Regions from separate parts of the Homo sapiens genome. Here regions 2 and 3 are each linked to region 1. A link is an interaction called in ENCODE POLR2A ChIA-PET data of the cell type or tissue named here. Cell type or tissue: GM12878. All regions are shown on one strand.

Region 1 (2,500 bases):
AACTCTAAACCTGTTGAGTCATTGGTCTAAGTGATTTCTTTTTCTTTTCTTTTCTGTTTTTTTCTTTTTTTGAGACGGAGTCTCGCTCTGTCGCCCAGGCTGGAGTGCAGTGGCGCGATCTTGGCTCACTGCAAGCTCTGCCTCCCGGGTTCATGCCATTCTCCTGCCTCAGCCTCGTGAGTAGCTGGGACTACAGGCGCCGGCCATCGCACCTGTCTAATTTTTTGTATTTTTAGTAGAGACGGGGTTTCACCGTGTTAGGCAGGATGGTCTCAATCTCCTAACCTCGTGATCCGCCCGCCTCGGCCTCCCAATCTAAGTGATTTCTAATATTCTTTCCATTTGAAACTTTGCATGTGAAGATCCATTTTCACTGGGGCCGTGGCTCACACCTGTAATCTCAGCACTCTGGGAGGCTAAGGTGGGTGGATCACTTGAGGTCAGGAGTTTGAGACCAGCCTGGCCAACAGGGTGAAACCCCGTCTCTACTAAAAATACAAAAATTAGCTGGGTGGGGTGGTGCATGCCTGTAATCCCAGTTATTCGGGAGGCTGAGGTGGGAGGATAGCTTGAACCCAGGAGGCAGAGACCACAATGAGCTGAGATCTCACCACTGCACTCCAGCCTGGGTTATAGAGTGAGACTCCATCTAAAAAAAAAAAAAAAAAAAAAAGAAGGTATCTTTTCATGCAATCATATACCCTATGTATGATGCTCACAGCTGGAAGATGCAGCAAAATACTCTTCAAATGGCAACTTCTAGATCTTATAGAGAATGGACCCATATTTATCAGATTTGAAGATGTTTAAAATAGACCAAAAATGTAACCTGTATAAAAAAGGAGAAATAGGGGTTGTTAAAATTTCCCTGAAAGCCCATGTGTAATAAAAATGAGTCATTATTCTAGAGGGTTTCCTGCCTTTTAAGGGCTGTAAATCAGAAGCAATGCTTATGGGAGACAAGGCCACGCTCCCCAGGTCTCCTGGGGGCGGCGGCAGCAGCACCCTCGTCCTGGCTGTGGTCCACGGTGCCTGGCTGCGACTAAGGCTGCAGAATGTTGAGTTGCTGTTCTGCGGTTTTGCCACATTCATCAAATGTGGTTATTGTCAACTAGATAAAGTATAGTACGGTGATTATGAGCACAGTTTCTGAATCAGACTGTCCAATCCTGGATCTCCCCTGGGAGCTTGAGCAAGCAACTTAATTTTTCTGTGCCTCAGTTTCTTTACCTGTAAAATAGAAATAATCCTATCACCTACTTCATAAAGTTCCTATGAGGATAAAGTGATTTAATGTATGAACAGCACTTAGAACAGTGTCTGGCAGATAGTAAGCATTCTATGTACTTGGATAGTAATAGCATTCCAAATATTACTTATCCAATCCATAGTATTGGATATGTAAAAGCATAGAAAAAAGGTCTGGAAAGGTAACGATGTGCTGCGACTGCTGGACGAGGCGATGTGAATGGGAGAGTGTGAGCTGTGGGCTGGGGAACTTTTGGCTTTACTGGCTGTGTTAGCTTCCCAGGGCTTCTGTAACAAACTGTCACAAGCTAGGTGGTTGAAAATAACAGGGATTTATGCTCACAATTCTTTATGCTACAGGTGAGGAATCAAGGAATCAGCAGGTCCAAAGGCTCTAGGGAAGAATCCTTCCTTGCCTCTTCCAGTTTCTGGTGGTCCTAGGTGTTCCTCGGCTCGTGGCAGCATGACTCCCACCTCTGCCTCCATCATCACATGGCCTTCCTCCCCGTATGTCTGTATGTGTCCTCTCTTCTTCTCATAGAGACACTAGTCATTGGATTTAGGGCCCACTCTAAATCAGAATGATTTCATCTTGAGTTCTCCAATGAATCACATCTTCAAAGGTCCTATTTCTAAATAAGGTCACATCCTGAGGTTCTGGTTGAATGTGAAGTTTTAGGAGATGCTTCAACTCACTATACCAGCATTGTTTTGTTTTGTTTTGCTTTCTTTTAAAAATGAGATTATATTCATGTATTACTTAGGATTTTTTTTTTTTTTTTTTTTTTTTTGAGACAGAGTTTCACTCTGTTGCCCAGGCTGGAGTGCAATGGTGCAGTCTCGGCTCACCGCAAACTCTGCCTCCCGGGTTCAAGCAATTCTCCTGCCTCAGCCTCCCGAGTAGCTGGGATTACAAGTGTGCGCCACCATGCCTGGCTAATTTTGTATTTTTAGTAGAGATGGGTTTCTCCATGTTGGTCAGGCTGGTCTCGAACCCCCAGTCTTGGGTGATCCACCCACCTCAGCCTCCCAAAGAGCTGGGATTACAGGCATGAGCCACTGTGCCTGGCCCTACTTAGGATATTAAACAACAAAATGAAACAAGAAAATATATATATAAAATATAATATACATTATACTATGGGAAGCTAATGTATACATGTATACACTTGCTTATTCTGTCTAGGTTGTAGAGGAGGTTGTTGATGGGAAAAGAGGGAAATACAATGATTGCTAACACTTGTAGAATGCT
Region 2 (2,500 bases), 1.2 Mb after region 1:
ACCAACCTGTGTGGCTATCCATGTGTCACATGAGGCCCACCCACTTCAAGGAGTCATTTCTGTACTTCCCTGAAGATGGAGAGAATGCCATTTTGATTTACCTCTCACACAGTTTCCCCGATGACCTAATCCTTATGCATTAAGATGTCTGTTTCAACTCCCACTATGGTTGCAAGGGATGCTTCTTCTTCCCACCCCAGATACCCACCTTTCCCATCTTATTCTCCCTCTGCCTGTCTCATCTATTATCTCTTACAGTTTTAAGTCATGGACGATCATCCCTGTCACCCCTGATACTTGACAGCATTCTCCACAATCTTACAGGTTAGGCTGGGCCTGCAAATTAAAAATCATCATACTGGTCCAAAAGTAAAGAGAAGCCTGGGTTACCAACAGGGCCAGGTCTCAGATAAAGCAAGTGAGTCACTTACCTGGGACACAAAATTTAAGGAAATGGTAAGAAACTCGGTAATTAAGGTAAATAATGTGTTAATGCAATATTTTAAAACAATTGAAATTAATGCAAAAAATCCATGATGAACAAAATATCAAAATCTGTAATAAAGACAGGGTCACAGTACTGATTTTCCCTTTTGGCTCAGGTTCCAATATAGTTTGACACAGCACTGGTTACAACATTCAGTTGTAAAAGATACAGCAAGAAAAATAGCCAGGAATCTGCTTGAGCGTGAGTAATTAGGAAGGGCCTATTTGAGGAAGTTCAATTTAAGCTGAGACCTGAACAACAGAACAGAGCCTGCCGGGTGTGGTGGCTCACGCCTGTAATCCCAGAACTTTGGGAGGCCGAGGCAGATGGATCACCTGAGGTCAGGAGTTCGAGAACAGCCTGGCCAACATGGTGAAACCTGTCTCTACTAAAAATACAAAAATTAGCCAGATGTGGTGGTGCGTGCCTGTAACTCCAGCTACTTGGGAGGCAGAGACAGGAGAATTGCTTGAACAGGGGACAAGAGAATTGCTTGAACCCAGGAGACAGAGGTTGCAGTGAACCAAGATCATGCCACTGCACTCCAGCCTGGGCGACAGAGTGAGATTCCATCTCTAAAAAAAATAGAAGAACAGAGCCCAGAGCCGGTCATATCAAGGAGGGGAAGAGCCATCCAGGCACAGTGGAAAGCTGCTTCCAAGTTTCTGAGCTGGCAAGGCACCTGTCATGTGGAAGGAAACCAAACAGAACCCACATGGCTGGGACATAGTTGTTGAGCGACACTGTGGTGGGAGAGGAGGACAGAAAGGCAAGCAAAGGTTTACTCTTGTCAAACTTTGAAAATCCATATTCAAATTTTATTTTTACAGCATGGAAAATGATTGGAGTGTTTTAAGCAGAGAAGTGATGTGCTCTGATTTTTGTTGTAAAAAAATGTTTGGGATTTATGTTCTATAGATAATGGATTTTAGGCTTCTAAGAGGGGAAATAATGAGTTCCAATGTGGGTATGTATGTAGTTTGAGGGGGCTGGAAGTTGTGGGATGTTTTGGTTAATAGTTTCAGTTTAGGGGGAAATGATCATCGGTGGATATGACAGAGGGCAAGACAGAAGGCATGAAATGGTTCCTTCAGAGAGTACTTCAGCAAATGTGAAATCATGATATAATGATAAATATAAATTTGTTATTTGTCCTAGGTTCCTGGCACAAAGCTCCTTGAATCCTTGTCATTTTCTGAGTGATAGGGGTAATAAAAGCGTCATCTGTTATAATATTTAGTCTTACTCCCTGGGTTCCTGACAGAAGAGCATCTAAGACCCTTGGCATCTCTGGAGTGATGAGAGTGTCTTTTGTGTGCTGATGAGATGACTGGTAGCTAGGACACCTAGATAGCTTCAGGATGGGGGCTGGCCATGAGAAAGACCTAGGCACGTTTAGAGGATTGGAACTTTCAGCACTACCCTTGACATCCAGGAAGGGGAGAGTGACTGGAGATTGAGTAAATCACCAATGCTCAATGATTTGATGAATCATGCTTATAATATGGAGCCTTCATACAAGCCCTCAGCGATGGAATTCAGGAACCGTCTGGGTTGGTGAAGACATCTAAGTGCTGGGAGAGGGGTCCACCCAGAGAGGGCATGGAAGCACCACACCCCTTCCCACATACCTTATCCTGTCATCTCACTTATTTGGCTGTTTCTGAGTTGTATTCTCTATAGCAAACCAGCAATAGTAAACGGTTTTTCTGAGTTCTGTGAGCCATTTTAGGACATTATCAAACTTAAAAAAAAGGTCTGGGAACCCTCAACTGATATCCAGTTGGTCAGAAGTACGGAAAGCCCTGGCCTTGTGATTGCAATCTGAAGTGAGAGCAGTCTTGTGGGGCTGAGCTCTTCACTTGTGGGACCTGACATTAACTCCAGGTATACAGTGTCAGAATTGAATTGCAGGATGCCCAGTTGGTGTTGGAGAATTGGTTGCTGTGGGAATTACAGAAATCCCTACCACATTTGGTGTCAGAAGTATACTGTGTCTAGAAACAGATTATA
Region 3 (2,500 bases), 320 kb after region 1:
CCATCCTGGAGGCTCCAAGAGCTTCTCATGTGATTCCCTCACGACTGCTGTGCACCTGCCAAATTCAGGATCTGCTCACCTGTAGCTGCACGGCCCAGGGAGGAAGGGAGGATCTATTCCTCTCTGCCCTCTTCCTAATTCCTTGGCTGTCCATTCTTTCCTTCCTTCCTTCCACCTTCTTTCTTTCCTTCCTTCCTTCCTTCCTTCCTTCCCTCCTTCCTTCCTTCCCTCCCTCCTTCCCTCCCTCCTTCCTTCCTTCCTTCCCTCCCTCCTTCCCTCCCTCCTTCCTTCCTTCCTTCCCTCCCTCCTTCCCTCCCTCCTTCCTTCCTTCCTTCCCTCCCTCCTTCCCTCCCTCCTTCCTTCCTTCCTTCTTTTCTCTTCCCTCCCTCCCTGTCTTCCTTCCTCCCTTCCTTCTTTCCCTCTCTCCCTCCCTCCCCTCCCTCTCTCTCTTTTTCTTTTTTTCTATTACACAAGTTTATTTAACAAAAAGTCTAATATGAAAATGTACATGACCTAATTTTTTCATCATAGTAAAATGGGCTCTTTGGAGAGAGGACGTGGATTTCTCTGCTGAACAGCCGTTGTTTATACTCATTCCAAGGCTTCTAACATTTACTTATTTATTTATTTATTTATTTATTTATTTATTTATTTATTTATTTATTTTTGAGACAGAGTTTCACTCTGTTGCCCAGGCTGGAGTGCAGTGGCACGATCTTGGCTCACTGCAAACTCTGCCTCCTGGGTTCAAGCGATTCTCCTGCCTCAGCCTCCTGAGTAGCTGGGATTACAGGCGCCCACCACCACGCCCACCTAATTTTTGTGTTATCGGTAAAGACGGGGTTTCACCATGTTGGCCAGGCTGGTCTAGAACTCCTGACCACCAGTTATCTACCTGCCTTGGCCTCCCAAAGTGCTGGGATTACAGGCATGAGCCACCACGCCCGGCCAAGGCTTCTAACATGATGATACTCTTTCCTTGTATTACCACCTTTCCAATATTGTTCTGTTGCCCACTAGTTGCCATCTACATGCATCCATCTATCACAAGATTCATAAAGGGCTCAAATCTCTGCAATATTCCTTGAACATGTCTGCCACCATTTAACTTCAATGATAACTTCTTGTCCATAAGTTTTTTCAACTTGAGAGGGTGAGCTTTGCTCATGGTGTCTACTCCACAGGCTCACAGATGCCTTGGAACGGAATCTCTTTCTTTCTTCTTAGGAGATGGGGGTCTCCCTATGTTGCCCATGCTGGCCTCAAACTCCTAACCTCAAGCAATCCTCCTGCCTCAGCCTCCCAAAGTGTTGGGATTACAGGTGTGAGCCATCACACCTGGCGCAAATCACTTTATTTGAGCAAAGTTAAGTGTTAACAAGTGAAGAGCCAAAAGGGGGCTGTTTTTCCCCCATTCAGAGTTTTGGCAATTTGGCAAAAAGGGGGTATCAATTTCTTCAAAACCGGGGCTAAAAGACTCAGGGAGATCAGAGAATCCCATTTTGAGAAGCCATTTTCTTCTTAGAAGTAACTGAGGTGCTGTACGTGTGTCAAGAGAGAAGTAGGTGGCAGAAAAAAGTGTGCTTTCCACAAGGGAGTTTTGCCACCAGAAGGAAAAGAGAAGATGGATTGCAGGAAGGAAAAAAGGGCTCTAGGCTGGGTGCGGTGGCTCATGACTGTAATCCCAGCACTTTTGGAGGCCGAAGTGGGTGGATCACTTGAGCTCAGGAGTTCAAGACCAGCCTGGCCAACATGGCAAAACCCTGTCTCTACTAAAAATACAAAAAATTAGCCGGGCATGGTAGTGCAAGCCTGTAATCCCAGAGACTTGGGAGGCTGAAGAACAAGAATCGCTTGTACCCGGGAGGTGGAGATTGCAGTGAGCTGAGATCGTGCCATTGCACTTCAGCCTGGATGACAGAGCGAGACTCTGTCTCAAAAAAAAAAAAAAAGGAAGGGCTCTCCTTGCCCCAGGGATGGAGGCCCGATGCACCTCTCTCTTAGCAAGCTGGGTGTGGGGGAACTACCCAGTAACCTTTTTATTTTTATTTTATTTTATTTTTTGAGGAGGGACAGAGCTTCAGTAAACATCCAGGCTGGAGTGCAGTGGTGTGATCTCGGCTCACTGCACCCTTTGCCTCCCGGGTTCAAGCCATTCTCCTGCTTCAGCCTCCTGGGTAGCTGGGATTACAGGTGCCTGCCACCACCCCCAGCTAATTTTTGTATTTTTAGTAGAGACGGGGTTTCGCCATGTTGGCCAGTCTGGTCTCGAACTCCTGACCTCAGGTGATCCACCTTCCTCAGCCTCCCAAAGTGCTGGGATTCCAGGTGTGAGCCACCGTACTCAGCCTTCAGTAACCTTTTTTAAAATAGCTTTATCAAGATGAGTTCACATGCCATGTAAGGTATACAATTCAATGTCTTTTATTATATTCACAGGGTCGTGCAGCTATCACCACAATCTAATTTTAGAGCATTTTCACACTCCTGGAAGAAAGCA

The links. Peaks named below come from ENCODE experiments on the same cell type or tissue, not always from the same donor. Only the 100,000 strongest peaks of a DNase experiment are listed, where the experiment ranks them.
Region 2: POLR2A ChIA-PET joins it to region 1 with 5 read pairs; 2 of 35 experiments call an interaction of 5 or more read pairs at or near these places.
Region 3: POLR2A ChIA-PET joins it to region 1 with 6 read pairs; 2 of 35 experiments call an interaction of 5 or more read pairs at or near these places.

Annotation. Positions count from the first base shown.
Region 1 is chr2:227,459,228-227,461,727 of GRCh38, forward strand. No RefSeq gene overlaps it. Among named protein-coding and RNA genes, the nearest start is that of MIR5703, 12 kb to the right of the region's middle. RefSeq lists an enhancer at 1,092-1,181. In GM12878, no CTCF peak of the experiment used is centred here; a DNase peak (open chromatin) is centred at 1,015; H3K27ac peaks cover 1,738 bases.
Region 2 is chr2:228,615,696-228,618,195 of GRCh38, forward strand. No RefSeq gene overlaps it. Among named protein-coding and RNA genes, the nearest start is that of LINC01807, 5.6 kb to the left of the region's middle. In GM12878, no CTCF peak of the experiment used is centred here; no DNase peak of the experiment used is centred here.
Region 3 is chr2:227,777,568-227,780,067 of GRCh38, forward strand. It overlaps the pseudogene SNRPGP8. Among named protein-coding and RNA genes, the nearest start is that of SCYGR8, 33 kb to the left of the region's middle. In GM12878, no CTCF peak of the experiment used is centred here; no DNase peak of the experiment used is centred here.